Regions from separate parts of the Homo sapiens genome. Here all the other regions are linked to region 1. A link is a loop called in an ENCODE intact Hi-C map of the cell type or tissue named here. Cell type or tissue: sigmoid colon. All regions are shown on one strand. Each heading gives the region's core, and the rest is flanking DNA. Links, peaks and the distances in the headings are about the cores only.

The links. Peaks named below come from ENCODE experiments on the same cell type or tissue, not always from the same donor. Only the 100,000 strongest peaks of a DNase experiment are listed, where the experiment ranks them.
Region 2: a loop joins it to region 1, with 7 times the contacts of the local background. A loop is called at or near these places in 20 of 110 quality-filtered maps.
Region 3: it touches region 1 in a loop (9-fold over the local background); 3 of 110 quality-filtered maps call a loop at or near these places.
Region 4: a loop joins it to region 1, with 7 times the contacts of the local background. A loop is called at or near these places in 2 of 110 quality-filtered maps.
Region 5: it touches region 1 in a loop (12-fold over the local background); 3 of 110 quality-filtered maps call a loop at or near these places.
Region 6: a loop joins it to region 1, with 4 times the contacts of the local background. A loop is called at or near these places in 3 of 110 quality-filtered maps.
Region 7: it touches region 1 in a loop (5-fold over the local background); 2 of 110 quality-filtered maps call a loop at or near these places.

The regions. Positions count from the first base shown.
Region 1 is chr16:86,075,992-86,080,535 of GRCh38, reverse strand. No RefSeq gene overlaps it. Among named protein-coding and RNA genes, the nearest start is that of LINC01082, 120 kb to the left of the region's middle. In sigmoid colon, for the core only: no CTCF peak of the experiment used is centred there; DNase peaks (open chromatin) are centred at 1,145, 2,105 and 4,355.
Region 2 is chr16:86,339,116-86,343,115 of GRCh38, reverse strand. All of the region lies in intron 1 of LINC00917 (long intergenic non-protein coding RNA 917), which reads left to right. Among named protein-coding and RNA genes, the nearest start is that of LINC00917, 4.6 kb to the left of the region's middle. In sigmoid colon, for the core only: CTCF peaks have their summits at 2,048 and 2,249 (motif pointing left); DNase peaks (open chromatin) are centred at 1,825 and 2,245; H3K4me3 peaks cover 11 bases; H3K27ac peaks cover 450 bases.
Region 3 is chr16:86,196,978-86,201,521 of GRCh38, reverse strand. LINC01082 (long intergenic non-protein coding RNA 1082) reads right to left here. Exons shown (of 2, transcript NR_103859.1): 2 at 1,802-2,010. It overlaps LOC124903743 (a long non-coding RNA gene), which reads left to right and starts at 2,006. Exons shown (of 2, transcript XR_007065164.1): 1 at 2,006-2,632; 2 at 4,343-4,544. In sigmoid colon, for the core only: no CTCF peak of the experiment used is centred there; DNase peaks (open chromatin) are centred at 590, 1,501 and 2,831; H3K4me3 peaks cover 3,763 bases; H3K27ac peaks cover 2,949 bases.
Region 4 is chr16:86,459,682-86,464,225 of GRCh38, reverse strand. No RefSeq gene overlaps it. Among named protein-coding and RNA genes, the nearest start is that of FENDRR, 47 kb to the left of the region's middle. In sigmoid colon, for the core only: a CTCF peak has its summit at 1,789; DNase peaks (open chromatin) are centred at 1,495 and 1,785; H3K27ac peaks cover 2,524 bases.
Region 5 is chr16:86,394,756-86,398,755 of GRCh38, reverse strand. No RefSeq gene overlaps it. Among named protein-coding and RNA genes, the nearest start is that of LINC00917, 51 kb to the right of the region's middle. RefSeq lists enhancers at 1,232-1,831, 1,636-2,275. In sigmoid colon, for the core only: no CTCF peak of the experiment used is centred there; DNase peaks (open chromatin) are centred at 1,595, 2,095 and 3,055; H3K27ac peaks cover 1,719 bases.
Region 6 is chr16:86,301,699-86,306,242 of GRCh38, reverse strand. No RefSeq gene overlaps it. Among named protein-coding and RNA genes, the nearest start is that of LINC02135, 18 kb to the right of the region's middle. RefSeq lists an enhancer at 4,523-4,544. In sigmoid colon, for the core only: no CTCF peak of the experiment used is centred there; DNase peaks (open chromatin) are centred at 1,952, 2,332 and 3,802; H3K4me3 peaks cover 1,111 bases; H3K27ac peaks cover 2,776 bases.
Region 7 is chr16:86,149,188-86,153,731 of GRCh38, reverse strand. No RefSeq gene overlaps it. Among named protein-coding and RNA genes, the nearest start is that of LINC01082, 45 kb to the left of the region's middle. In sigmoid colon, for the core only: no CTCF peak of the experiment used is centred there; DNase peaks (open chromatin) are centred at 456, 1,991 and 2,371; H3K4me3 peaks cover 580 bases; H3K27ac peaks cover 2,705 bases.

The sequences.
Region 1 (4,544 bases), core at 545-4,544:
CTGCAGCCGCTGTTACAGGTTACCACAAACTTTGTGACTTAAAGCCACATAAACTTACTATCCAACAATTCTGAAAGTCAGAAGTCCTAAATTCAAGCTGTGGGCAGAGCTGGTTCCTCTTGGGGGGCTCTGGGGAACCCATTTCCTGGCCTTTTCCAGCTTCTAGATGCTGCCTGCACTCCTTGGCCCCGGCCCCTCCCTCCACCTGCAAAGTCAGCAGTGCAGCCTCTTCCCAGGTTTCTCCCTCTTCCGCCTTCTAAGGGCCCCGTATCTGCAGGCTCTGAACTCACAGATTCAACCAACTACAGATCGAAAATATTTGGAAAAAAAAATGAATGATTCCATCTGTGCTGAACATGTGCAGACTCTTCTTCCTTGTCATTATTCCCTAAACAACACAGTAAAGCAGCGACTTACATAGCATGCACATTGTATTAGGAATTATAAGTAATCCAGAGATGATTTAAAGTATACAGGAGGCAGTGCGTATGTTGTATGCGAATGCTCTGCCGTTTTATATGAAGGACCTGAGCATCTGTAGATTTTGCTATCCACGGGAGTCCTGGAGCCAACGGCCCTTGGATACCAAGGGATGACTGTAACTACACTGGGCCCATTCGAATACTCCAGGATAATTTCCACCATGTTAAATCTGTAGCTAATCATATCCACGAGGTCCCTTTTCCCACATGAGGCCACTTATTCCTAGGTTCCAGGGATTAGGACCGTGAACATCATTGGGGACCATTACTTTGTAGACCACAGGCTTCCAGGAGGCACCCCTCACCCCGAACCAGTAAGCAACCTGCACCCAAGTCCTTGTCTCAGCTGTTTGTGGGGGACCCCAGCTCACCCCTGAGATCATGCAGTTCATCACTGTACACTCTTCCTACGCTCTCAGGGGCCCACGCGAGGCTTTTGTAATGAATTTGACGTCACTCTGGTGTGATTCTCGGTTAAATCCACCATCTGCCAGTGTGGTCCTTGGCTTTTGTGTTTCAGCTGGCTGCTGACATATCAAGTTTTGTCTCAAAGTTAACTCTGCCAGCCTGTTTCCTTAAAACAAAGACCCCAAATAAGACAGCGTTGGCCGCTTTTCCCCAGACTTCCCAGAGCGCCTCTGTATCCAGCAGCTGCAATCCCAAAACCACTGGCAATCGGCACATAGTTAGGAGAGAACGGACATCATGCCCGGCCAAGCCGCTGAGGCCACAAGAAATGGGGGTCACTGGCATGAGAGGGGAACATTGCTCCCTCAGTTCATGAACTTGAAGTGGAGTTTGGCTGCTCCGGGGGTCAAATACCAGCTCTTCTACTTTCTATTAGGTTGGTGCAAAAGTAATTGCGGTGTTTGCCCTTACTTTTTTTTTTTTTTTTTTTTTTTTTAGATGGAGTCTCACTCTGTCACCCAGGCTATAGTGCAGTGGTGCCATCTGGGCTCACTGCAACCTCCATCTCCTGGGTTCAAGCAATTCTCCTGTCTCAGCCTCCCGAGTAGCTGAGATTACAGGGGCACGCCTTGACGCCCGGCAAATTTTTGTATTTTAAGTAGAGACGGGGTTTCACCATATTGGTCACGCTGGTCTCGAACTCTTGACCTCAGATGATCCACCCGCCTTGGCCTCCCAAAGTGCTGGGATTACAGGCGTAAGCCACCGTGCCCGGCCTGCCCTTACTGTTAATGGCAAACACCGCAATTACTTTTGCGGCAACCTAATAGCTAAGTGAGACTGGGAAGCTTGTTTAGTTGCTGTAAGCCTCTATTTTCCACTTCTGTGAAATGGGATGATGACATTTACCTACCTACAGGGGTGATGTTCAAAATATCTAACAACCCATGTCGAGCAGACATCAGCCGATCCAAACACCCCAGACATAAACAACCAATATGGCAGGCCCAGCCCTGAGAGCTGGAAACCAGCCTCACCCACTCCAGAGAAGAACTCTCGTAAAACTCATAAAACACAGCACGCCTTCAAGCAGTGGTGGCTGTGATGAACGGTCATTATTCCACCGAACGTCATCAGGTTATATCATGGGGCTAAGGCACAAGTCCGTTGGCTGGATTCAAACTGGGTCTTTTGAAAAGCAAGTTCAAATAATTGCACGGAAAGCAAGCATCGTTGATTAGACGCCGGGGTGACGCAGCAGAAGCCAAGGCTTGGCTGGAGGAAAAGGCAGGACTGGGCTTGGCCACAGCTCGGCCAAGTCTGGACTTTATCTTGGAAATCAGAACACGCCTCACTTTGGGCTCACTCTCATTGCTCAGTTTGAGCATGGGATCTTGGCATCTGCTCGTTCAGACAGTGGACCACGTCAAGATGAGTCTCCAATGCCAAAGTCCTCGGGAGGTCAGGAGGCCGCCAGCACCCAGGCAACTGCCGCTGTGCTCTGGGAAGGGAAGGCAGAGGGCAGTCAAGTCTGCTGGCCGGTTTGGAAGCTCAGGAAGAGGTAGGGACAGGATGACCTGGAGCCCAGAGAGGCCAGCTGCAGCATCTGTCCCAAATGAAGCCAAAGTCCAGCTGTCCCGCTACCTATTAGGGGACACAAATTCTGGAAAGGCCCAGCCTGGCTTTGGAAACCAAATGTGGATGATTTCTATGCTCTGAGTCACTTTTGGTAAAGAGCGTTCATGGACCACGTGCCACACAACGAATTCTCATTTCCCATTTTATTCCCTCCAGGTTCTCATCTGGTCTCGGGCCTGCAAGAAAGTGGGATGGGACGTGGAAAAGGACACGTCCTCAGCCTCGGGGTCCTGACAGAGAAACGGAACAGAGGAAAATAATGGGTGGGACAGAGACCCGGTGCTGCCCCGGACTGGCGTCCCAGAGCCCATCTACCAGAGAGGACCTTCCTCCAGGCAGCCCCAGAAGACGGGTAGAAATTCAAAGCTAATCCTATAGCTTCTGTCCACAGAGAACTCAACCACACATCCACACACAGTCACAAAACAAGAACAACGGAGCACTTAGGGCCAAGCCCTTTACATATATTATCTCATCCAATCCTCACAGTAATCCCGCAGTGTCAGTGCTATGTGTCATTCCCATTTTACAGATGAGGAAGCTAAGCCCAGAGAGGTTAAGTAACTTGCCTAAGGGCACACAGCCAATGAGTGGTGGAGCCTGGATTCGCCCTATGGTCTGCAAGATGCTGACAGCATGGATAAACTTCAATGCGCACAGTGGACAGACTTGCCGTGTGTCTTCTTGACACACACCCAATGGAGCCACCAGTGGCATTGACCCAAGGAAACAAAGAATGCAGCCACCATAGGTGAAGTCATCTGCTGAAAGGCAGAAAGAGATCATTTTTCTGAAAGGAGAACCTGAAACCAGGGCCAAGCCCTCTGATCACGGGTGGCTGCTACTTTGGGGCAGGATGGATTTAAGCTGGAACGAAATAGCCCCCCTCAGACCCAGCCCAGCCTCATGTTGGAGCTAAGCAGAGCCCAAAAACAAAATCTTGTGTTGTGCCTGTGGCTCATGCCTGTAATCCCAGCACTTTGAGAGGCCCAGGCAGGCTGAAAGCTTGAGGTCAGGAGTTCAAGAGCAGCTTGGCCAACATGGTGAAACCCCGTCTCTACCAAAAAATACAAAAATTAAGCCGGGTGTGGTGGCCTGAGCCTGTAGTCCCAGCTATACTTGGGAGGCTGAGGTGGGAGAATCGCTTGAACCCAGGAGTGGAGGTTACAGTGAGCCGACATCGTGCCACTGCACTCCACCCTAGGCAACAGAGTGAGACCCTGGCTCAAAAACAACAAACAAAAACCTTGTACTTTCACTCCCAGCCCAAGTGGATGCTGGCAGGGATCTGCCTACAAAGACCATTCCAGGATCTGGACATATTAGCACCCAGGTAACTTCCAACTGCTGGGGTTGGCATCTCTATGCCTGAGAGCTTTACAATATACTGAGTTGAATGGTGTCCCCTCAAAATCTATGCCAACTCAGGACCTCAGAATGTAACCTTATTTAGAAATAGAGTCTTTGTAGATGTAATTTGCTAAGATCATACTGATTCATGGATGGACCAACTCAATGTATGTAGACATAGTAACTCAACTCACAAGAGACTGATGTATATACTGGGACACATATGTAGTAGGGGCTCTGCCTTTCCAGGAACTGGAGTTGTCCCAGCTCCCGGGCACCTTTCTGGTGGGCTGACAGATATAAGGCAGCTGGGTGAACATGGACCTACCCCACCAATCAAAATCTTGATGATCCTACAGCCTAAATACTGAATGTGTCCCCCTTCTCCCATCCCCACCAAGGGCAGGGACTGGCTCTGTGTCATCTGCAGCTGCATTTCCAGGGCTGGCACCACGTAGCTGTATACATTCAGGTAATGCCAACTGCTACACCAAGACGACACACGGCAAGTGTACCCACTGTGCACGCTGAGGTTTATCCATGTTCTCAGCATCTCACAGACCATGGGGCGACTCCAGGCTCCACCACTCGCTGGCTGTGTGCCCTTGGGCAAGTTACTTAACCTCTCTGGGCTTCAGCTTCCTCATCCGTAACATGGGAATGCTG
Region 2 (4,000 bases), core at 1-4,000, 260 kb before region 1:
TAGCTGTGTGACCTTCAGGGAAGCAGTTTGTCTCTCTGGGCTTTAGTTTCCTTGTCTGTAAAATGAGGAGAGACTGGAATGGGTTAGGAGTTTTTAGCTCATCTCATCCTGGGACCTTATTTTCTAAGGAAACCTTCCCAAGATGTGTCCTTTGTAAAATAGAAAACAGTTGAGATCTTCTGCTTGAAGCAGACGGCTGGTACCTCAGTCCCAACTGCTAAGTGCTCCTGGCTTCTTTTCCAGGAAGATTCTGGGGGTCAGACCACCAAATGCTCTCTGAGGGGAATTTCAAGCTTGTGCTTCTGTGTTCTACGATTTGCCAAAACCAGCTTCATTCAATCAGTCAATCTGTATCTATTGATCCACCTATATCAAGCTTGTCCAACCCAAGGCTCTAGGGCCACATGTGGCCAAGGAGAGCTTTGAATGTGGCCCAACAGAAATTCCTAAACTTTCTTAAAACATTATGAAATTTTTTGTCATTTTCTTTTTTTAGCTCATCAGCTATGGTGAGTGTTAGTGTATTTTAGGTATGGCCCAAGACAATTCTTCTCCTTTCCATGTGGCCCAGCCAGAGAAGCCAAAAGAGGACACCCCTGATGTATATCTCCTACCTAGATATCAACTAGGCTTGCCCTTATTTATCGCCAAACTTCAACATGTCTGAGAGTCCCCCAGAGACTTGTTCAAACATGGACTTCCGGGCCCCACCTCTGCAGTTTCTGATTGATTGGGGTCTGGGCTGTGGATTTCTAGCAAACTCCCAGATGAGACCGATGCTGTGGTTCCAGCTCACCCCCTGGGGATCCCCAAATCCTCTTCCATATTTGCTCACAGAGAGGGTTTCTTCACCTTGATTTTAGATATTTGAGCAGAAACTAAAGTGTGAAGGACAAGAACGGTGCTCTCTATTTCCGACATGCACAGAGAGGAATAGTCAGAAGGGATTGTGTCCAGTTTTGAAGGCTCTGTGCTGCCCTTTGGGGCCCAAAAGCATTTGCGTCATGGGATACTTGCATTTACTAAACTAATCTTTTCTCTTACAATTAGGGCATAAAAGTCTGACTAGTTGTAGTTAATCTGATTAACACACCCTACAGCCCAGTTCCATCCCATCCTGGGTGAGCAGCTAGTGGAATTCTCACACATCCATAAGGGACATGTGCCTCCATGTCCCTCATGGTGTCGTTTATGATGGTGAGAGCTGAGGAGCTTACCACTGGGACAGTGGACAGTACAGCGTGGGGCGCCCCCCATGGAGTGAGGGGTGCCAGCTAGGGACAGTGCATATGGACCCAATACAGTGGGTGTGTCTTAATACCTTGCTGAGGGTTGGGGTGGGGTGGGGAGGGGAGAAAAATAGAACGAAATATCTAACACAAGACCATTTATGCAAATTGTTTCCACACTAAGAGCACCCTTTAGACCCGTTGGAACCGTTGCCCACAGGCAGAGAAGGAATGGGAGTAGGAAACCCTCAGGAGGGGGCTGGAGAAATAAAACGAGAGAGGGGTTCCGTCGGGCCAGGGACGAAAATGGTGCACCAGCAGCCGAGGGCTGCCGTTTGTTGGCCGTCTGCACCTGAGGTAAGAAACCAGCACAGAAAAAGTGGAAAAATTAAAATGTGCGTCTTGGGCATCCACAGACAGCACTAACGACTTCTTTCCCTCCAGCCTCTTTACCTTTGTTAACCTCACATTGCCTGTTCTCATCACAGCAGGACAACTAAGCCCTGGCTCCGTCCTGGCGCCCGCGCTCCCTGTGTGTCCACAGTGGCCGGGGAACTTGGGGGCATGGCCAGTGGAAAATTAGAGAAAAGAATGACTCATCTAGGTTCCTTTTTCCTTTGTTCTCATTCCCCTCATGATCAGGGATGACTGTGGCTAATTTCCTTTGTGCGGTTTTAGGGCAAAGTCGGTTTGTAGTGAACTCACGCACGGTTCACGGACCTGGCTACATCAGTTGCAATCAAGGCACTTGTTTAAAAAACCAACACAACCACTAAATTCCCAGGGTCCACTCCATACCAGATTCTCTGGGACGGGGGTTAAAGAATCTGCAGGTGTGTGTGTGTGTGTGTGTGTGTGTGTGTGTGTGTGTGTGTGTGTGAAGTTTCCTTAAGTTTTCCAGGTGTTGGGGATGAAACCCAAGTGGGAGCTGGGCTTGTGCCCCCAACCTGTGCACTCTGCAGGTGCTGAGATGGGGCTCCCCTGCGCCCCCTGGTGGTGAGGACGAGGGGCGCGCCGCTCTCCCGGATGGGAGAGCCCAGCCTGGGGGCAGGTAGGAGCCCCACAGAAACCAGGTCTGCCATGACACCAGCTGGATGGGGCGAAACCACCACTCCACTGCAAGAACATTCGAGACCTTGTTTTTTTTTTATGCCGCCGTGTATTTCACTGCCACAGGCATTATCTCCTTCAATCTCATTTGTCTTCCACTGGTGCCTTTCCAGAGTCCCGAGGAGTGATTTTTATGGTGGAATTTAAGCCCCGTGTCAGGATATTAGGGAGATGCTTTGCGGGAGACACTGTTTCTCCCTTTCCCTCACATCTGTTCAAGCCTATGCTCAGGCCAAGTTCCCTGATCCCACATCACTGCGCAGAGGCCTCCCTGGTGAGGCCTAAGAAACAGGACAGTGATTGTGCCGACATCTTGGCTAATGGGAAGGCACCAGTGCTCCATGGGAGAGAGGCTTCTAAACGTCTTGTCGCAGGGGCTAGATCACTACTACGTTGTTTGTTATGTCCAAAAATATGCAGAGACTCCACATGAGCCAGGGCAGTGCTGGGGGCAGGTATTCACCCATGGGTGAGCAGACATGGCCCTGCCCTCCGGAAGCTTAGAGTCTACTGGGGAAATGGTCAAATAACCACACAAACAGATCATTAGAATTGGAAGGTCTGATGAAGTTTAATCTGAGACCTGAAGGTGAGGAGCTGGCTACAGTGATAGCTGGGAAAAGAGCACCTGGGAGGGAATAGCATATTTGAAGGCCCTGTGGCAGGCCTTCAAGTGGAGTGTGGCTGCAGCAGAGGCTGGAGAGGGAGGTGGGGCCAGGCCAGCATGGCTCAGAGTCCACAAGGAGGACCGGAGATCTGCTCTGTGAGCCCCAGGGTCATTGGAGGGGACTCAGTGGGGAGTGGCGTAATCCCATTTGTACTATTCTTTTTCCTGATCTAATAAATGCACGTGGTTAAGAAAGATCAAATAATCCTCAACAGCCTTTCATGGAAAACACACTGTCGATGGGAATGTAAATTAGTGCAGCCGCTGTGGAAAGCAGTTTGGAGATTTCTCAGAGAACTCAGAACTTCCATGTGAACCAGCAATTCCATCACTGGGTATAGACAGGAATAGACACACATGCATGTGTGTGTTCATCGTGGCACTATTGACAATAACAAAGACGTGGAATCAACCTAAACGCCTATTGACAGTAGACTACAGAAAATGTGGTATACACGCACTGTGGAATACTATGCCACCATAACAAGAATGAGATCATGTCCTTTGCTGCAACACGGGTGCAGGTGGAGGCCATTAGCCTCAGCAAAGTAACACAGGAACGGAAAATTAAATACAGCATGTTCTCACGTATAAGCGGGAGTTAATGATGAGAACATATGGACCCACAGAGGGGAACAACAGACACTGGGCCTCCTCAAGGGTGGCGGGTAGGAGGAGGGTGAGGATGGACACACTGCCTAGCAGGTACTATGCTGATTACCTGGGTGAAGAAATAATCGCACACCAGCCCCCTGCGACATGCACTTCACCCACATAACAAACCTGCACATGCACCCTCTGAACCTAAAATAAAAGTTGGGAAGAAAATGAAAACACCGGCTTCCTGCTTTACTCCTCCCCATGCCCAGTGCCACTCTCCAGAGCAACTATTTTGGGTTTTTTTGTTTTTGTCTGTTGGTCCTCAACTGTGTATTTTCACTCTCCTCATTAAAGTAGAGAATATTTGTCATCATTAAATGAATGAATGAATGGA
Region 3 (4,544 bases), core at 545-4,544, 120 kb before region 1:
GCCCTTCTCAAGCCTGGCCTCCAGCTCTGGCCTCCAGGCCCTGGGAGGGGCATTAAACACACGGCCCACCCACCCTGGCTTCAGACTCTCACAGCTTCTGTCGTCACACACTTGCCACTACACCTTCCCCTCTGGCCTCATAAGGACCTTCAAAGTAAATCACGGAAGGAATCCTTAGCCTGTTTTCTTTGGATGTGGATATGGAAATTCAGCTAGAAGTTGGGGGACCCAGAACTTAGCCTGGGGACTGGTGATTCTCTCCAGAGCCCTCGGAGCCAGAGCGGCCAGGTGCCAGGTGTGGCTGCTCAACCCCTAGGTTTTCAGTGTCCTTCTTCGGGGCCACTGTCCCTCCAGGCAGTATGCACAGTGGTTAGGAGCCTCACTAAGAAGAGGGGCTGTGACACCTCTGGAGGTTAATGGACGTGACATGCAGAATGCACCTGGAACACACCTGGCCCTAGAGAGTGCTCCACAGTGGCCTCTGCTCCCTAGCCACCATTCTCTGTGGCGCTTTAAAATCCGCCTGCAGGGTGATCTCATGTGCTGCCCTCACCGCTGGCCGGTAGGACTTACAGGAAGGAATCAGGCCGAACCTCTGGAGTGGGTATGCACTGAAAAATAAGCTGCTCATCTATCTGTGTTGTGGGGAGGGGAGGCAATTTCCTGGGCGGGCGGGCCCTGGGAGAGGTTCAGTGTTAGGAGTGAATCTGGGCTAGAGACCTGGGGAGAGGGGAGAAGCCCTGGTGCTGTGTGAATCTTCTGTGTGATTTGGAGACGAGACATGACTGGCAGTTTCAGGCAGATCAGTCAGAGGAGGGCTGCTGGGCTGTGTGCCTTGTTGGGTTTGCATGTTCTGAAGTTATTTGACAATGAAAACAATAAAGAAGTGAATAAAAATATCCACTTATGTTTTTGAAGCACTTTTATTCTAAGACCACTTCCAGGGATGAAGGAGGAAAGACGTAGTCATCTGCTTGCCCCAGCTCACAGCCGGACGCTGCGGCTTTTGGGTAAGATCTTAAGCAGTTTTCTTAAGGTCTGGCTTTGAGCTTCTGCCCAGCTCCATTCCTCTGTGTCAGAAGAGTTTAATGAGTAAGAGGGTGGTCGCTGAGAGACGCAAAGAGTCTCAGGAGAAAACGTGGCCCAGAAATAAAGGCACGCCCGTGGTCACACAGAAAATGGGAACAAATGCGCAGTCTCCCACCTCCCGAACCTCCAAAGAGACCATAAACCCCAGCTCAGAACTGGCTTGCGAGCCACTGCCGCATTGCAGGGGGGAAGGCAAATATCTCCTCAGCTAACGAATGCGGGGAAGGGGAGGGATTTTATATTCCAAATGATTTTTTTTTTTCTTGTGAACACAGACATCTGGTGTCCTATAAATAAAATTCAAAATGTAAATACCGTAAAGCCCATTAGAGAGTGGTTTTAGGTTTGGTGGGAGCGCGGGTCAGCTGCTAACCCGCTGCACCGTGGTGGGAAAACATCACCCCACACGTGGGTGTTCTCGGCTCCAGCAAGCCGCCTGCGTCACTGCACCAGCCGGGCTGCACTTCGTCTTACGGATAAACATTAAAACACGGGTCAATTGTCTTATATTTATTATGTTGCATGAACAGTTTTAAATAGCTACCTAAAAACCTTTCTGCTTTCATTTTATACATTGGGGAAGAAATACCTTGTGAAGGGAGAATACCACACTTCTTGCAAAGGACCCAAATTCCTGTGCCCACCAATTACGCCCCGGGACATGCGCTCGGCCAGATTTTAATATCAGGTTTAAAATGCTCTTCAAAAGACATTTTCTGTTTGAGACATATTAAACAAGCTTTATTTAATAATGCTCAATTTGACTTTTCCAATTTAAATATGGGCTCTGATCAGCAACCATTTGATCCCGGCTTCATTTCAGGCTGAAGAATAATTTCTTCTGGTTGTTTTTCTTCGGTGCTGGGTTGATCCTGGGGCCGAGTGGCTGCTCTCGAGTTCCCTACATTTCTCGAGTCTGTGCTGTGAGTGGAAAGAAACAGAGCCATAAAAAGCCTCTCCCAAAGCTGCTGCATAACGTTTACATTGTGCGTCCTCACATCTGTCTGGCTGAAGACAAAAGATATCATTTAAAAGACTCCTCCTAACTGGATAATTATACGGAGACATTTTATTTTTTAAAGTAGAGCATCTGAATGCAAAGAAATTCCCAAGGAGGTGTTCTTTTTCTAGATCTATTCTGCTATCTACCCTCTGCTTTTCCCCTATTTGGGGATTTTTATAAGAATTGTATACACCAAATGGGTGGTCATCCATTAGCAGTCAAGGATTTTGAGACAGCAGCAAGAAGAGGGAGAGTTATTTTAACATTTGAGTTCAATGTGTTTTACAAGAGGGAATGCCACTGTAGATTCCACTAACCTTAGGAACATTTCAGATAGATCTTTTGGTTCCCGTCATTACTGTTCTGATTTTACTAGCATGGTATTTAAAAAGCAAACCCTGAATTTTGGTTTTATCTTCTCCTGCCACCTTCAGAAAATAGCCACCATGAAGCCGGTGGCCCTGGTCCCCCTCTCGAGGTATCATAAAGCCATTCATAACGGCATAAACGCCTGACAACACTCCCTGATGCCAGCCCGGGGTAAGTCGGACAGTGATGAGGGTGGGAGAAACGCTGTCGGTTATCTGAGCACCCTCTCTACCGGGACCGTGATCCCAGCCCGGGAGGAGGGGTCTTTTGCTGTGAAAGGAGCATTTATTAGCGCAGGGCCAGTGCCTGGTTTATGGACCCCAGCTGGGTGGGAGGATGCCACCCCACCCCGCCTGCAGCCTGCGTCCTGGCCTGAAGTGTTTACTGTCAGGGTGATTTACACCATCCAGGTGTTCATTTGGGAAGCATCTCGGCTCTGAGCTGACGCGGCGATTGCAGTGGGTTTGCAGACTGCAGCGTTTTTCTATTCATCAGGGTCCAGGGGCCAAAAAAGACAGTTTTTGTAAATGCTGGCCCAAAGCAGGCTCCTGTCCTGTGATTCCACAAAGGAAGGCTGAGTGACCATGTTAGCCAAGCTCCCCGGTGCCCTGTCCGTGTTGGAGAAATGGGCACTTAGTGCAGTTGCCCTGCTCTCTCATGGATCCTCTCATCAGATCAGTTCCTCCCGGCAGTCTCTGCCCTCCGAGCTTTGGTGGCCGTGTGGATGCTAAGCCGGGCTTTCCTTCTGCTCCTTTAGCACCCCGGGGCTTTCAAAAGGGTCTTGCTAAGCAGTTTCTTTTCTTAATGGAATTTGGGGTTCACAGACGAGCCTGGAGTGTTGGCGATTGCTCCATTTCTCCCCAGCCCCACAGATCAGCCTCTGCCGGGTGCTTCCATGTTAAGGGAGACATTTTTCAGGAGCCGCTTTCTCGAGATAACCACTCTATTATTTTTGCTCACATTTCAACGCAGGTGATGGTGTTATTGTTTTGTCACTGGGTTTCCACGGGGAGTCCCTGACACCTATGCCTGGCATAATTTGAATGCCGAATTAAAACATGCCCCTATACACTAAAAATGGCCTTTTTGTTTGATTAAAAAAACAAAACAAAAACATATATTTTAAAATTTGTTTTATCATATCCATCTCACCTCCATTTAAAGGAGTTTGGACATTTATTAACATATCCATTTTTACACTTGTACTAATCTTTTCTCCAGCCGCTTCTGGTACTCTGATGAAAAAGCAAGAAAATGTATCTTGTGCCTCATAGAACTCTCTCTCTACACACACACACACACACACACACACACACGAGGGTGAGGGGAGGATTCTTATAGTGAAGTAAAAGATGATTCTTTGTCTATGTTTAATTTTCGCAAATAACTTTTTAATGATCCTGAAAGTAACTTTTTTACTGATCCTGAAAATACTGATGCTGAAATTTTAAGAGCTCCTTTCAACTTAGCTGGTTTTCTCTCCCTGACGAAATTCTTCAAGAATAGTTCTTTTGCACCCTTGCAAGATCGGTAAACATAAAGCGTTTGGTCAAGCAGAGGTGGGTTAAAAAGGGGGAACCATTTGATCCAGTTTTAGGAAATAATATTATTCCTTCTGCTTTGAACTCTATGTTTAAAATAGTCTTTTACGCCAATGATTTGAATACTAACAAATTCACTTAAAAAGCATCCACAATTCCCGTTTGTTGTGCTCTTTTCTCCCTGGACTATGAATATGTAAACCTCCCCAACAGGGTAAAAATGCATTGATTTGCCACACTAAACAGGGAAACGTTTGCACCAGTGACAACTGTTTAAAATTACTGGTCCTGGGATGAGGAAAAAAATGGCAGAAATAAAACAAAATTTTTTATTTCCAAGCATCAAGTTGAAGCCCTTTCAAGCGATCATCGGCTCCCTGGGAAATGCCTTTTCTCTGTTACCTGGCACAGCCGAACATCAAGAAGAAACGTGGAAAACATCACACTGACCCCCCAGAAAAATGAAAGAAAAGTACGGAAGAGACCAATTCCCACCCTTGCTATAGACGGAATAAGTATGTGCGTTTGTGAACCTTAAGTGT
Region 4 (4,544 bases), core at 1-4,000, 380 kb before region 1:
CATCATCACCATCACCACCGCCAGCACCATCACCACCATCACTATCACCATTTTCACCACCACCACCATCATCACCATCACCACCACCACCATCATCACCATCACCACCACCACCACCATCATCACCATCACCAACATTATCACCACCACCATTACTGTCATCTTTGTGGGGCAAGCTGCCCAGCAGTGGGTAAAGAGTCTGTATCCCTTTAAGAATCTGCCTCTGCCCTCTCTGGGGCTGCCCCTCTAAGCCATCCTTGGCGGTCCAGTCTGGCCCTCCCACTGTAGCCATGCAGGCCACCAGAACGACGGTCCCAGTATTAACCCTGGGCCAGCCCTGTACCTTCAGGGTGCACACATGGGGGCCCTGAGCCCCATCCACATTGCCCTCTTGGTTTAACCAAAGCCCAAGAGAAGTCTTAAAACATGTCTTGACCATTTTCTGGGTCTGGGCAGGGTCCAAACTAAATCCCAAAGACCCACAGGGCGAAGGAGGAGAGGAGGTGGGGAGCTCACCCTTCCAGCCCTCCCAGCTGCTGCCTGGAGCCACTCTGTGGGAAAGGCAGCCCAATCCTCCATGGACTGATGCTGCTGGCCCCTGCGTCTGTGGGTTGAGGGTGACCGATCTCAGCCTAAGGCAGCAAATGACAAACGTGACTGCGTCAGCAGCACCAGAGGATGCTGGCAAACACAGATGCTGGGCCTTCCTCCACTTCACCCCCCACATCCCTCACCCCTGGGGTTTCATGATGTCTGGGGTGACAACTGAGGGTCTGAGTTCCCAGCAAGTTCCCAAGTGACGCCATTGCTGCAGGTCTGGACCCTGAGAGCCACCCTGCTAGTGACTTACCCAGCAGTCTTTCTTAATGGCATCTTGGCCCAGGGAGTCCTGCATATAGGTGTGTAGGTAACTCACTGGGGCCCCCAGTCACTGTAACAAACAAAGCCCTCCCTTATACATTTCTAAATGGGGAGCCACAGAAAGCTCTTTTGAGAATATAACCCAGGCTTCCAGCTTCCACCTGGGCTCAGCTCCTGGCTGACAGCCGGCCCTAACCCACCAGCATGTACTGAGCCATCTTGGAGGTGGGTCCTCCAGCCTCCATTAAAGCCGCCTCAGCTGACACCCAGTGGAGTAAAGACTAGTCTTCCTCGCTGAGCCCCAGCCTCAGCTTCTCATCTGTAAAATGGGCCCGCGAACACGATATCAAATGTGGGTAAAATGCCCTGCATGCACCACATTCTGGAGGTAAGCATGGACAGTGTTATGCGGACGGCAGCTGCCTGTTGGGCAGGCAGGCCCTCCCTCCCTCCTTTCCTTGAAACTTGCTGGCCCCTCACCGTGAGTTCTCAGCCCTGTTTCTGGCATCATAAAAGACAGTCTTTCCGTGAGCAAGCTTCTATCCATGGCAGCTGGTCAAGAAACTTCCTCTGCTCCCCACCCCCAGCCCTTCCTCACGGAGATCCAGCCAAAATGGCTGCTGAGCAGGGCATGGAACAGCATCATGGCTGCCAAGTTGGCCCTGAACCCCCATCACCAGGCCCTGCACACTGATGGCCTGGTGGAGAGGTTGGGCATGGGACCTCGTGGGGGACGTGGCAGCAGCCGGTGGGGGTGGGGAGGGCTAAGTGGGGAGGAGAGACGTGCATGAATAATCTGGTGACCTTTCGTCTTCTGTGTTTGGGCGAACCTAAGACTGTTTACAATAAACCTCAGGGAGATTTTTCATCCATCCAAATGGAACAAAGGTTATGTAAGCAGAAAGACCTCAGGCTCAGCAAACACCTGCTCCAAGGGGCCAAACGGAGGGAGTGCAGGAGAGATGGAGGCCCTTGGTTGACTCATGATCAAGTTCATCATAACAGCGGTTTTATGGAGCTGGAAGGCTGCTGGGAAAGACCGTGAGCACTTCCTGGGGCTTAATCGACCAGGCCACACGCAAGGGAGGGGCCCCAGGGCCCCTGCATCCGCACACATTAAAAGGAGCACACAGCCTGGGACCCCCAAGGGGCTGCCCAACCCTAGCTTTTATTTCAAAGTTACTCTGGGTGTCTTCTCTTTAAAAGCCTGCCTTTGCCGTGGCTGTGAAACTCATGAGCACCCAACGCTTCAAGCCAGGGGCCTGCATATATTTTGGATGATAGCAAGCAGGAAAGCAGGTCTAATCAGGAATAAAAATCTGAGAGCAATTCATCCCCTTGTTATTGTCTTTCTGCTTTATGCCATCCTTGATGACTTCTAGGGAGCAATTCTGCACCCAGCAATGTTTACTTAAAGAGGTTGATCTTCCATCTTTGGGTTTTGGTGTATTTGGCTTATAAGATAGACCATTTCTGAAAATGTGAGATAAACAGTCCATGTGTTCATACAGTCTGTGGAATTATTTATTGAAGACCTTGGCTGGTTAGCAACTGTACCCACTAATGATTTGGTAAGTGTGGCTTAAGCCTACTTGCCAGGGGTTGGGGGGGATTGATTCTTCTTCACCATTTCCCAAATAGGGACACAGGCTTGGTTGTTTGGGAATTATCTTGACATCTAGCTTACACAGTATGAGGCCAGAAAGAAGAGAGGTTATGGTTTGTCCAAATGTCTGCCTCTCATTTTCAGATTCTCTGTTAGTATTTGACAGATTATATTTTCCAAAATAGCTGCAACAAGATCTTCCATCCCAAGGTCTTCTTAAAATGCCTCATCTGGAGGAGGAGCTGTATGTTTCCTTCTGCTTGAATCTCAGCGGGCCTATGACTACAGGCAAAAGTGCAGCTATGTGACTTCCCAGAGCAGGTACCAAAAGGACACACAACTTCTGCCTGGTCCTGTTGGAAACACTCATTCTGAAAACCTATCCTTCTTGTGGTGAGGAAGCCCTAGAGGAGCCAAGGCTCCCAGCTGACATTCAGCACCAACTGGCCAGCCATGTGCTGTGCCATTTTGGAAGTGGACCCTCCAGCCCCAGGCATTCTACCTCTGCTCATGCCCATTTGAGTAGAGATGAACCTTCTTGCTGAGCCCTGCCCACAGTACAGATTTGTGAGCTAAATAAGCAATGGCTGTTTTACATCACTAAGTTTGGGGCTCACTAAGGTCACTAAGATTTGTTACATGATACAGGTATTTCAAATGAAAGCATAAAAATAACAGCCCTAACTATCATTCAGAGAGCACTCCCTACCTACCAGTCACAAAGACACAAGCTTTGCATGCATGACCTCATTCATGCTCACTGACACCCAAAGGGGCAGATGCTGCTCTTTTCTCCACTTTTATAGAAGGAGGAAGCTGAGATTCAGAGACATTAATCCACTTGCCCAAGAGCACATGGCTAGGAAGTGGAAGAGCTAGGTCTGTAGCACAGGCAGTCCAAGTCAGAAACCAGTGGGCTTCCTCTCTCTACTCAGCCATCAGTTGGTGACCTGAGGGCTAAAATCTCCCTTAGTCTTCAGTTCTGCTCTCTCCCTGCAATATGGCTTCCACGGACCTTTCAGAAGGTCCCCTAAGTTGTTCACCATTACTCACAATCCAGTCACAGGCCAGGAGACTGCCCCCGCCAGATCCCACTCAGGCCCCCCGCCAAACCCTTGCTTCTGGTGTGTTCCCAGCCCAGAATAGCCTCCCTTTGTAGGAAAACTGCCCGTCCAAAGAGGCCCACTTCACAGGCCAACTGGTCTTCGAAGCCTCTCCTGGTGTTGGAAATGGTTACATCCCACAGAGCTCCGAAACTGGGGAAGACCTGAGATAGCTACCTTTGGGGGAACACCCTGGACTATAACCTGCCCGAAGGTCCCCTTACTTTGCTTCATCTGACTTCCCATCCTCCTGACTTACGCCTCTAGCAGGAGCCCTGTGGTTGGAAAGCTCTTTGATGGTCCTTCTACTAGTCCCAAAGCCCGTGTACTGCTTGCCGGTGTTGGCCTGCATGTCTCAGCATTGGCAAAGCCACACCCATGTAATGTCACCTGCAACCTGCTGGCCATTCCCACATCCATTTTCCCTGTCTTTCATTGCAATAGGACCCCCTGCCCCCAACGCCGTAGATTTAGCTGGCACATGACCTCTGAGAATAAACACGACATTTTTTTTTGAGATGGAATCTCACTCTGTCACCCAGGCTGGAGTGCAGTGGCGCGATCTTAGCTCACTGCAAGCTCTGCCTCCCAGGTTCATGCCATTCTCCTGCCTCAGCTGCCCGAGTAGCTGGGACTACAGGTGCTCACCACACCCGGCTAATTTTTTTTTTTTTTTTTTTTTTTGGATTTTTAGTAGAGACAGTGTTTCACTGTGTTAGCCAGGATGGTCTCGATCTCCTGACCTTGTGATCCTCCTGCCTCGGCCTCCCAAAGTGCTGGGCTATTGATATTATTGATTTAATTCTCACATCGACTCTATGAGGATACTGTCGCTATTTTTCCTATTTTTCAGATGATGAAACTGAGGCTCAGAGAGGTTAGGACACTTGTCAAATGTCACATAGCCGGGAGGAGACAGAGCCTGACCCAAACTCAGACACGTTGGAATCCACAACTCATGCTCTGAGCCCTGT
Region 5 (4,000 bases), core at 1-4,000, 320 kb before region 1:
AATCTTTCTTTATCAGGAAAGTATTTACTAGACATCTTCCTGTTCCATTAGAATTCTCATTATTTCTCATTGGCCAGAAGTCTCAATGACCACATCAGAAAAGAACAGGACGGCCATGAATGGCTTAGACCAACGAGGATTCATGCACCCATTCATTCATTCTTCCGTCCACATTGCCTCCCCATAATACTTGCAAAAAACTGGGGTTCTGTCAGCAAGTAAGAAGGGGGATTGGATGGTGGGCTGACAACCAGCAACGTCTGCCAGAGTCTACCAGACTCATCTCTGATGCTGTCATTTCTGCTATCAGATTTTGGTGTGAGGCAGCACAAAGGCAATGCCATCATCACATCTGGGGTCCATGTTTCCTGTCTGTACGATTAAACCTGACACCAGAATAGCAACTGTCCAGCTCTATCACGAGGTATAATTGAAACAGGACACTTGCTGACCCCGGTTCTTCTCTACCAGATTTTCAACTTGGGGCAAATTACTTAGTCTCTCTGTAGCTCAGTGTTCTCTTCTGTGAAATGTGAATACGTGTAGATCCAAGCATTGACCCAACTCTCATCTCCCTCTCCTTCCTGTATCCACTCCTTTTGCCTTGCACCTTCTCAGTTCCTCCATTGTAGGTTGCATAGACTCCCCTATCCCTTGACTTGGAGAATATGGCTTGGTACTTAACTTGGCCAATGGCATGCTAGCAGGGATGATATAAGCAGGGGTTTGAAATGAGTTTGCAGTGGAGCTTACCTTCTTGCTGCTTGGCCATTGCCACAGAGGATCATTCCCCAGGTGGTTGATGTGCCTTCAGCCTTGGCCCCAGAATGGAAACACATGGAGCACATCTGAGCTCAACCACCAGTGAGAAGTCACGCCCAACTGGGCTTGCACCTTGGGCAGAGCCACCTTGCCCAGTCCACCCTGACTTGACTGAGCTCCCCACCCAATCTGTAGACACATGAGTGGAAATAAATAGTTGCTTTTTTTTTTTTGAGACGGAGTTTTGCTCTTGTTGCCAAGGCTGGAGTGCAATGGCGTGATCTCGGCTCACCACAACCTCCGCCTCCTGGGTTCAAGCAGTTCTCCTGCCTCAGCCTCCAGAGTAGCTGGGATTACAGGCATGCACTACCATGCCCGGCTAATTTTGTATTTTAGTAGAGATGGGGTTTTTCCATGTTGGCCAGGCTGGTCTTGAACTCCTGACCTCAGGTGATCTGCCCACCTTGGCCTCCCAAAGTGCTGGGATTACCGGTGCGAGCCACTGCACCCGACCCATGTGAAGCATTTGTAACACAGCTAGAGGATTTTCCTCCCCAAAGCCTATTGGAATCTCACAGGGGCCATTTTGTTTTCTAAGTTAGCAATTTCCTTTCCTCTCTGCTATTCATGATCTCATTCAATCCCTGTGTCTTCCTTATCCAATCAATATTTGTGTGATTGTCACTCTGCAGAGGAGAAAACGGGCTCAAGGATGGAACTCTTCCCAGGCCGTGCCCACCGGCCACATGGCACAAGCAAGATAGGAATCTAGGTATGCCTGACTCCCGCACCGCCCTCTCCTCCTGCACCTCCTGACCCGCCTCCTGTTAAAGTGAGTCACAGGAAGACAGCAGCCAGAGAGCTGGGAGGGCGAGGAGAGCCTCTACCCCAGCTGTGGAGTCATTAAATGCAGCATTGTAAAAAGATCACTTGGCAAAAGATGAGCGATAAATTAAATTACTCAGATCACACACTCTGCAATCAAAGGCACTGTCTCGGAGAAGCAGAGCACTGGCCTTTCTAAGCTGGGCTCAATTACATGCCACAAGGAGACTCCATTTCACATGGACTAGGATCAAGGACCCCCAGAACAATCCTCAGGGGGCTTTCTGGGCCGTGCCTTTTCCGCAGCACCCCTTCGATGATGGTGGACCCCAACCTTGGTTCCGAGGATTCGCTGGGGAGAAGAGCTGGCCATGTTGCCCTTTCCCCACTGAGTCCTGGTTTAAACGCCACTCTACCCAGAAACCACAAGTTTATGAATCCCAGAAGTTTCGCTTGCTCAGGTCTGGCGGAGAGCTTGGCTGACGTTACAGGAGACATTTTTCTCTGTCAGGCAACAGAATACAGCACAAAGAAGCCAGCTGCGAGGCCTCAGAGCCCAAGTCTCTAATTAAAACAGTGGAAAATTAGATAACTTCACAAATTCATCACTGCCGCCACTGGCTGTCAGAGAAGAGGCTCGGGGCTACCCCCCACCTTTTGTTTATATGCTAACGGGGTCCCTTCAGTTGGCCTTTGCCTGTGTGTGTGTATGTGTGTCTTTGTGTGTGTGCATGTGAGCGTGTGTCTACATTTTATCTTCCTCCTGTTCTCCTCTCTCTGACTTTTCTTTTCTTAGTCCTCCTTCTTCATCCCAGCCAATAAAATCTTCATAGCCAAGTGGTTAACCAAGGAAGGAGAATTTAGGAAAACATTAATTTTTATCACCTTTCCAAGCTTGAAGAGACACTGTTCAAGATGATTTTATGCAACATCTCTTTTAGCTCTTCCAATAACCCTGTAAAGTGGTTCTATCTACTTTATTTTACAAAAGAGGAAACTGAGGTTAGGAGAGCTTGACTCACTGCTCCAGGTTCCCCAGTCAGAGGTAGAGCTGAGACTTGAACCCAGCCCTGCTTGATTGAGAAGACGTTGCTCTTCACTGTGCCATATCTGACCTCAACATAGACTCTGACCTTTAGGATGTCCAGTCCCACGGCAGAGGTTACAAGAAGTCCGAGGGATAAACACAGTGGTAGCTATGACAGCTAGCATTTATTGTGCTTTATAATCATAATCTGTTTTTTATCACCCAAAATATCATGAGTTAGGTGCTCTAAATATTCCCATTTTACAGAGAGTGAAATTGAGGCTTACAGATGGGAACAGACTCTGTGGGGCAGCTCTTGTTCCTCAGCCCTCACCATTCCCAGCACCAAGATCTCCCAGCTGGAAGTTTTCTCTGGTGGCTGGAGCCTGCTCTGCCCCACATGCTTGGCAGACCATCATGCCAGGGATTTAACGTCCCTGGGAGCATAAATATCTCAGCTCCCTTGCTTCAGATAAAACAACGCTGAGGCATCCTTTCCATGGTTTCACAGAAGTCCCCAGGAGGGCTGAGCTCTAGTTGCCCAAAATGGTAAATGCCTGGGTAAGGATCTCTTTGTTGGCCGTCTTCCCTGTCTCATCTCCCTGCTCCTTTACAGATGTTTCCTGGCATCTCCTCCCAAATAAACTACTTCTGTTAGAATTCCTTGTCTCAGGAAGGACAATGGCTAAAAGAAGACACAAAGCCAAGTCTGCCCCATTGCTGAGAAGGGGTTTTTATTCTTGCATGTCAGAATTCCCTGGAAACTGTCAATTGACTTTCATGAAAATAATTCAATGCATCATTTTTAAAAGAAAACAAATGCTGATATATATATATATATATATATAATATGAGATATATATATATATATAATATGAGATATATATATATATAATATGAGATATATATATATATATATATATATATATATATATATTACACTAGTAAAGCCCACATAAATAAAAAAGAAAACATTGATACTAGTCACAAGAGTTAATGTTTTCTGAGCATATCTTGAGTACTGGATACTATTTTTATTTTTATTTTTTATTTATTTTATTTTATTTTTTGAGACAGAGTCCCACTCTGTCAGCCAGGCTGGAGTGCAGTGGCATGATCCTGCCTCACTGCAAGCTTCGCCTCCCGGGTTCACGCCATTCTCCTGCCTCAGCCTCCGGAGTAGCTGGGACTACAGGTGCCCGCCACCACGCCCAGCTAATTTTTTGTAGTTTTAGTAGAGACGGGGTTTCACCATGTTAGCCATGGTGAGCCACCACGCCTGGCCGAGTACTGGACACTATTTTTAGTGTTTTAAATGCATTATCTCATTTAATCCCCACAGATATTCTCTAACATGGCTATAATAATCACCCACTTTTAGTGGTG
Region 6 (4,544 bases), core at 214-4,213, 230 kb before region 1:
AGCTTATAATACATCAAACCACATGGAATAAACATGTGTAACTATTTTAGTTCTTGACAGGCTGAAGCAATACTCCTTTTGGAATTCTTCTGAGGGTGCTAAACATATGCTTGTGGCAGATTTGCAAAACTCATAAAATTACCTAAAAGTTTCACTTTTTTGTAACTCTTGCCTTGGTGATATGCTCGAAGTCTCAGGTTTCAGGAAGAATTTTATAGTTTCTCAACTTCTGCAAAAACAAAAGTTTTCTCTGTTAAATGTTAACATTCAGTGCTCAAAAAAAAAAGTGTTTTATGATCTTCCCAGAGTTATGGACTAAAGGAATCCAGGGATGCTTTTGGAGCTGGTCACAGAGGGTCCCCAGTAATTAAACCCTGGGTCCTGGAGATCTCAAAAGGCCTCCATAAGGGGTCAAGGGTTGAGAACCCCTGAAATTTTGTGTGGACTCTGGGAACAGACTCTTCTAGACAGGCTCCATGGCTTCCTGTCATCTTGTTCTCAGTGGAGCTCATGATTCATAAACACCTAAGAACAGGGGCCCCAATTCCTTCCTCCCTTGAGGGGTGACTTGGCTTGCCACCTTCACACAAGGACATCGTCCTAGAGTCAGCTCCGGGCCCACCTCGCTTCTCCCAAGGCAAAGGTCTAGGTGCTCCCCTCCCCTGGTCTTCATCAGGTCAATGTTTGGAATCCGCCAGGAAGTAGGTACTTGGGTTAACAAAAAATGTCTAATGGTTTTTGACCTAACTTCAGGAAATCACAAATAACCATTCCAGATCAGACCAGCGATTCCATTTTCCCCCACTGGGAAAGGAAGTTCGTACACTTTAAAACATTTTTTATAATGGGAGAATAGTGGAGGAAACTATGGCACATCCACAGGTCGGTGTATTAGGCAATCATCAAAATGATGTTTATAAGGAAACTTTAATGACTTGGCAAAGTATTTATGACATATTGACAGGTGAGAACAGCACAATATAAATTCCTGATACTGGTTTTATAAAGGATGCATTGTAGAAAACACACAGACACACACACACATATCTACATACACACACAAATTTACACATATACATACAAACATACACACATACACTCCCCACATATACACATACATATACACACACCCACATATGCACATGCATACACACGTACATACATACACACACATAAACACATATCTGCACACACATACACGTGTACACACCCACATATACACACATATACACATGTACACACCTATATACACTTATTTACACACAAATACACACACATATATATGCATATATACACATATATATACATACACACACACACACATATATATATTTTAAAACAGGTTGAAATCTACTGCAATGTTAACCAAGGTTAATTCTGAGTGGTGAAATTTCATGTCACTGTTATTTTTCTTTTCATTGTCTCCTACATTTTCCCCAAAGAAAGTGTATTATGTTCCTAACAGAAACCAAAGCATTCTAAAAAAACACTGTCTCTCTAAAAGAAAAGAGTGTTGAATGAGGGTAGAAAGAGAAAATGAGTAGTGATCCTGTTTTCAGTTAGAAAGGTTTCAAAACCATCTTTAAAAAGTTAAATCCAAGTCTTCAAGTTTTATTCATGCTCTTGAAAAATAGCAGATACCATTACATGTGCTTATTTATTTCACATTTAAGATCCAAGTGGAGAAATCGGATTATAGTTTCCTTGTCTGCCGTAAACTATGTGGATGGTTTCGTTTCAGACGGTTATAGGGTGAGTTCTGAATGCTTCTCAGTTTAACTTTTATCCCCATTTTCTCCTCTGTGTAACTCGGTGTGAAAGTCCGGGGGATGGAGATCCGTATCCGATTTGTGGCAGGGCCCACAAGGAGAGAGGAGTACCCCATGCAGGCGAATCGCCTCGTTTTGTCTGCAGAGCCAAGAGAGGCTGAAGTTGGCTGCAGGACAGTTTTCAGCGTCCGAGGATGGGGTGGCCGGTCAGGCAGACCTGCCCCGCAGGATGTTCCCGGGAGCAAGCAGTGAGCCCGCCCGCCCCCACGCTCCCTGCCCGGGCGCCCAGCGTGGAGGCTCCCCTGGTCTCCCCACACGGCCGGGGCCTCGCCCCAGCCCCAGCGCAGCCCCTCACCAGCTCCCAGAAACCGGTGAGTTTGGGTTGCAGGCCCCGCAGGGTCAGTGCCAAGGCCCGGCGCAGACTTCGTGGAGCTCACGCAAGGGCCCTGGGCCTGCGGCTGCAGTAAACAGACTCCCCTTAAAGGTCACCTCTTCAGGCTCCAGCTCTGCGGCCAGAGGAAGCTGCAATCATTTTTCAGGGCTGTAAATGCCAAAAGAAAACGCAGCGAGTCCCAGCTTTCCTCCATGCCCCTGGTCAGCCAAGCGCCTCGTCACAAGGCATTTCCTTGCCAAGTCAAGCTTCTTTTTTCCGCCTGAACCCGGAATAGACCTCGAGTAACCTTTGCTCAAGGGTCTTGGGGTGCAAGCTTTTAAATTTAGTTTGCAAGCTGCGGTGGCTCCCAGCCAGCAGTCCCCAGCCCCAGAGGAAGCCCATGCAGCACCTTCATCCTCCCTTGCACGCTGGACTCATGATGAGAAAGATTCGGACCACAGGGCAGGTTCTTTACATTAAAAGGCATCGTTGTGTCCCCCCCGCCCCGCCCCCCTTTTTTTCTTTTGGTTGAGTTTTGTGTGTTTTGCTTTGAAACCTAACGAAAGATTTCATTTCTGTGGCCTAACCTTCCACAGGTGAGAAGCAGCCCATAGCTTGTTACCTGTTTATCCGAAGGACAGATCGGTGCTCAAGAAAGGTAAGTTGTACAGAAAGGGAGGGTGAGATGAAATTTAAGGATTAATTTGAGGGAAGCTGAGAAGCCTCCTGTCCAAATCACAGACATCCATCTCATGAATAAATGAACCCACTTAAAAAAATTCATGTGTTCATCATAGAGTCCAGCTATTTAAATTATTGGGCTGATTCATACTAAAGTGTGAATGACTGATGCCAGAGCCTTTCTTCCAGAGCCCTGAGGATGGGACACTCCGAAAATGATGTTTTCAAGTGGCAGGACATTAGGATAGGAGGGCCGAGTGGGGTCATTGCAAATTGGGCCTCTGACTTGCCTAAGGGCATTTCTGCACCTAGAAAATCTAATCTCTGAAACCAGACCCAGTTGGAAAAAATAGAGGTGAATGCTTTGAACTAATCTGAGACCTCTATCAATTAAGGTAGGCTTTTTTTTTTTTTTTTTGGCCTGGTAATCTGTGAGCCATAAGCACATGGGCCGGTGACACCCGAGTCTACTGGAACATCTTCGAGGCCAGGCCTTCTTGCCTTCTGGTAGCTGCAGAGACTAGCACAGATCTCACACAAAGCCCAGACCCCATGGGTGTCTGATAGTTGCTCTGTATCCTTGGGCAGCTGAAGATAAAGTGCCTGAAGGATAGGAAGTCTTTAAAGAAATCTGTACTTTGAGAAATTATTTTATTTTTGTTAGATCTCTCACCAGCTTAAAGTTTCCTCTGTGAGCCTTTCAAGTGGTGCACGGTTTCCTCACATTCAATTATTTGTTCTGCTCCTTTAAAGCTGTGTGACCCTTGGCAAGTTACTTAACCTCTCTGCATCTCGCGACCCTGATGGAACAAAGAAGGAAATAGCGATACATGTTTTCAGCACTGTTTGAGGCTGGAGACACTGTTCAGCAAAGGGCTTCCCGTCGTTCCTGGCCCAGCATGGTTATTCCATATGTACTGGCTTTTATAGGTTAATAAATTAGAGCTGGGAACACAGTGGACCATCTCAGGCAGCGATGAGCTCCCGTGGATGGGAGTGTTCAAACAGACCAGAGGCAAGGCCAGGTCTTTGGAGAGAAACAGTTGAGATGATCCAAGTATGTGGATGGTGGGTGGATGGAGGTTTGGGAGTGGGGTTGGATCTGTTGACCATTAAAGCTCTTGCAGCATGAGGATCTAATTTTAAGTAGCTGGGCTAGTTCACAGGTGCATAAATGCCTGATAAATATGTGCAATGTAATTTTTTAAAGACCAAAGAGCAACAATGAGATGCTACTTTCTACTGCTGGAAGTAGCTAAGTGAAAGAATTGGGCACTTGGTATGATGCAGGGCTGAGAACTGGGACCCAGTGTAGATTGTTTGTGTGAGGAAAATTGGCACTTCCTTGCTTGTAGTTTGCTCAGATGGTCACTGTACGTGTGAATGCCCCATGCTCCAGTTACCCCAACTCTAGGCGTCGATCCCAAGGAAATATTTACACAAATGTGCAAAACATGTTCATTGTGGTGGTGTTTATAACATATCATAGCAAAAAAAAAGAAAAAAAAAAGAAAAAGTCTAAATGCCACACCTGGAGAATGCTATACAACTATTTATAGATGATGTAAATCTGTATTTATTGACATGGAGACACATCCGTGCCATATTGTGGCATCAAAAAGAAAAGCAGGTCAACAGCAGCATGGGAAATCTGATTCCATTTTTGAAACATACGCATGAATCTCTCTGGATATAATTTGCATAGACAGAGGTTTAATGAA
Region 7 (4,544 bases), core at 309-4,308, 73 kb before region 1:
AAAAATTATATATACATATATACAAATATATATGTGTGTCTGGACACATACACGTACACACATATGCATGTCATATCTATATAGACAAATATATACATACATATATGGGTATGCAATTGAGGTTATAAAGAAGAAAGGCCCTTTCTAATGGAAGAGTCCCAGGTTGCCAGGCAGGGGACCTGATGAGTGGGCAGGGCCCTCTTCCCTCTCTGGACCACGTCTGTGAAGCTCTCCCTTTCTCTCTAGAATCATTTCTCAGCGCGGCAGCCAGGGTAACCTTTTGAAAACATCAGCCCTCTGGTCCAAAACCCTACAATGGCTTCCCTCTGTCTGCGTAGAAGCCGAAGCGCTTACGATGATCTTTACCAATCCTTACAAGGCTCTGGACTACAGCTTTCTGTGATGATGAAGTGTTCTAGACCTGGGCTAGCAGCCACCAGCCACTGGTGACTCTCGAGCACCTGCAATCCAGCTGGTTGATGGAGGAGCCGATTTTTAGCTTGACTTTCTTTTGATTAAACTGAAACGTAAGGAGCCGCAGGAGGCTCCTGGCTACCGAATCGCCCAGCGCAGCCCCAGACCACCTGCCCCTTCCCACCGCACTCCACCACTACTTCAACCTCCTCTCCCACTATCTACCCCTACTGCTGCTTTTTTCGGCCCCAGGCACAGTCCTGCCCCAGGGCCTTGGCATCAGCTGTCCCCTTGGCCTGAAGCACCCTTTCCTAGGCACACACCTGGCTTGCTCACTCCCATCCTTCAGGTCTTTGCCCAGCGTCACCTTCTCCCTGAGGCCTACTTTGGCCCCTGTCTGAAGCCACTCCCTTCCCCGTTCTGTGTCCTGTGTCCCAGCACAGCTCACCGGGTTCACTGGCCAGCTGTCCGGGAACCACTCTCTGTCTCCTGCCTCCAGAACCCAAGCTCCGTGAAGAAAATGGGCTGCTGCCTGCTTCGTGCAGTGGTGCTTCCTGAGCTCCTAGAACAGTGCTTGGACATGGCAGGGGCTCCACAAACATTTGTTGAATAAAAAATTTGAACAGACTTCTCGTATGGTTTTGCTGGTGGAGAAGGACTGTCTGATCATTGAACTTGCCACATCAAACATTCTTTTGCTCTTTCTGCCTCCCAGGATCCCAGATCCCCTAATTCTGTCAGGTCCAAGGACATGGGAATCTTGGGACTGAAATGGCAAGTGGCCCACCCCCAGGTGTCCCGGCTCCACTCACACTGTTGACCTGGCTCTAACAGGCTGTCGGGAGAAGGGGCTCTGTCTGGACAGGCAAGGTCCCCCTTGGGTGGCTGAGCCCTGCAGACCTCTTCCCCTTCCCCAGCCCCCCAGCATCTATGTTTCCTGAACACTGCTGCCCTTCTGCCTTGAGTGGAGAGGCTGGGATGGCGCATGTGCTGTGCGGGACCTTCCGACCCACTTCAGTCCTCACGGCTCCAGGTCTGCGAGAGAAGGCTGGCTCTTTAGTGGGGCCATAAGTTTGAATTCCCAGAAACACCCGCACACACCAGGGAAATGAGAACTCATTTCCCTCCTGGACCACCCCCAGTCGTGTGTTTCCTGGGCAGGGGATTGGTCTATTTTTCTCCTGGAAAATTCACCCTTAGAAACTCTCCGTGGACCTGAATGCCCCCGAACTGTAGCTGCACCCCTAGACTGTGTCCCCTCTAGAAATTCTGTTTTGCTTTTCTTCTGCTCCAGAGCACTTTGTTTCTGTGACAATACTCAGATTCCCTGAGATGTTGGGGAGGCTGTTTGTTTCCTGGTTGATAGATTCCCTTATCCCGAGCTCACTGTGGCTCGGACACCAATTTATAAATACAAGGCCGCTTTCCTCGCTCAAGAAGTGCGTTAGTCCTGCGGCCAAACGACATCTTTAAATGGTAGCGAGGCATTTAGATTTCTCTTCTGCCCAGCTGACAGTAGGTTTACAGTTTATAATCTGGCCTTTGTAAAAGCATTTGTCAGCCTGGATATTTCATTTTTAAGCCCGACCACCCATGCAGAGGGCCAGGCAGGAAGCGGCCCTTCGTCTGCACCCAGTCAGCTTAGAGGTTGGCCGCAGAATCCCAGGATCCAGTCACAAAGGGGGACTTTTTTGGCATTATCTACTTCGCATCTCTGCAGCGAAAGCAGCCCTTGTTTATACGAAGCTATTCCTGAATGCTAAATTTGGAAATTCCACGTATTCCTCTAATCCGCCAGGCCCGGAGCCGGACGGGGCCGCCTCTGAGAAGCCTCACCACTTTCCTGGCGTTCCTCAGGTCTCCAGTTGAACCTCCCAGCGTGACAGGGGAGGCTTTCAGGGCTGGGGACCCAGTAGTGAGGCCCCAGCCAGCACCCAACCCAGCCGCTTCTCCCGTCAGCCAAAGAGGCGCTCTGTAGCCAGGCCGGCGGTTTTATTTAAGTGTCTGTGTACAAATGTGTACAATATGGCTCCCTCTGGGCCAGCCCGGCCTGATCTCTGGCAGAATCTCAGGGCTCTGGTCCATAGGAGGGGGCCCAGCAGGAGGAGGTGGAGGCTGGGCAAGAAAGCATTAATTGATAAGGAATCTCCGGAGCCCAAGCTGGCACGATGGCAGGAATGCAGAATCATAAGTCACACTCAGGTTTTATCTACGCTGCTTGAAGATGTTTTCAAGGGAGGAAATCACACCGTTTCAGGCCACAGATAAAGGGGATAGTCAGAGATGGTTCATTTACAGAGCATCCCCCAGCCTCCTCCACCTGGGCAAAAACGCTGGAATTTGGCCCCCAGCCTTCCCGCTGCCGTTGCAACCTCTTATCACATACCGGCGGCCTCCCCGAGGCCCAGCCTCTCTCTTCCACACCTTCTGATGCTCTGCTCCCACCCTGCTCCCGCCTCCTCTCCACCGCCTTCCCGTCACGGCTCACGCCGAGGGTGGTCTGAACTCTCCCTGACATGGTCACCTTCAGGGAGGCAAGGACCAGCTGGCTGATGGAGACAGACACGAATGAGACCGAGGCACAGCTTCCCAAGGCACTTCCTGACTTTTTATCTTCACACTTTTTCTTGCCCTGGAGCTGGGGTTACCTTTCTGTCCCCTAAAACTGGGCACTTCCCAGGCTCCAGGACTACCCAAGACAGAAGGAGAAAACTGATTGTCAGTTAGGATCATGTGCCACATGCCAGAGGTACATGCTCGTTCACTTCTTCCTGTCCCAGGTGGGGTTTTTCCCAGGCAGAGCCTGAGACAAGGATTCTAGCACAAATAGATTATCTGGAAGGCAGTCCTGGAAAACGCAAGTCAGGAAGCTCGTGCAAGTGACACAGGGAAGGAAGAAGGCAATACAGGGGGTCGCAGTGAGCAAGTTACCCCTGGGGGGTCCCTAGAGCACTGTCTTGGGACGCCCCATGGAACAGCGTAGGGCATCCTCCTGGGATCGTTCACCTAAGGGGACAGGAGCTGGGGATGTGACCCACTCATTCCATTACCACTGGCTGAGGGACCCTCCCTGCAGCATTATTTCGCCGACACTGCCATCCTGCCATGGGCAGGGCTAGAGCTAGTTCCTGTAGCCAGATGGAGCTCAGGCAAAGGAACACAGGTGCAGGCAGTTGGAAGCCAGTTTGGCATTTGCTAAAAGTTAAAGATGAGGGATACGGGTCAGGCGCACACAGCCTGAGATCACTCAACTAGAAAGGAATGGAGACAGAACCCAAGCCTAGGTGGTCTTACATCCTTACCCATCACACCGCTGCCTTATCCATCAAGCGTGAAACCTGGCTTGTTTGGCAGAGTGCCCTCTCCCCAAACCAGGCTTTGGTTTCTGTTCATGCCTTATTAATTCAAATAAATGCCCCAGTTTCTTATAAGAGAAGCATATTTTATTTGGATAGATTTCTCATGCACCATGTTGCAAATACTCCAGCTTCAAAGGCTAATGCTACTCTTAAAGTCTTCCTAACCAAATTCTGTTAGGAACATCCATGCTATAACCAGATCCAACAGAAGTTTATGCCAAAACTTATCCTCTAATAAATTAAGACTAATTTATAGCAGAGCTGTGGAGATTGATTTTTACTCAATGACTACATGGACATTGGGTTGGGCTGAGCCTTTTGTCATGGAGATGTGTGTGGAGTAACTCCTGGTCTCCTAGAATACAGATGGCCGAATGCAGTTTTTTTCTCCAAGGAAAGACAACCTAACCTAGAATAGGGATAAAATCTAGTAATGCCACCAATAATGATATTAAAAATCTGGGGGTGAGGGTACTTCTATAGGGACGGATATGAAAATTGTTCAAACTCATTTATCCAAATGAATAGGATGGTGTTACTCTACTATTTGTTTTGTTTTATTTTCTTTTGTTTTGTTTGTTTGTTTGTTTGAGACAGAGTCTCGCCCTGTCACCGAGGCTGGAGTGTAGTGACGTGATCTCGGCTCACTGCAGGCTCCGCCTCCCGGGTTCACACCATTCTCCTGCCTCAGCCTCCCGAGTAGCTGGGACTAAAGGCACCCTCCACCACGCCCAGCTAATTTTTTTGTATTTTTAGTAGAGATGGGGTTTC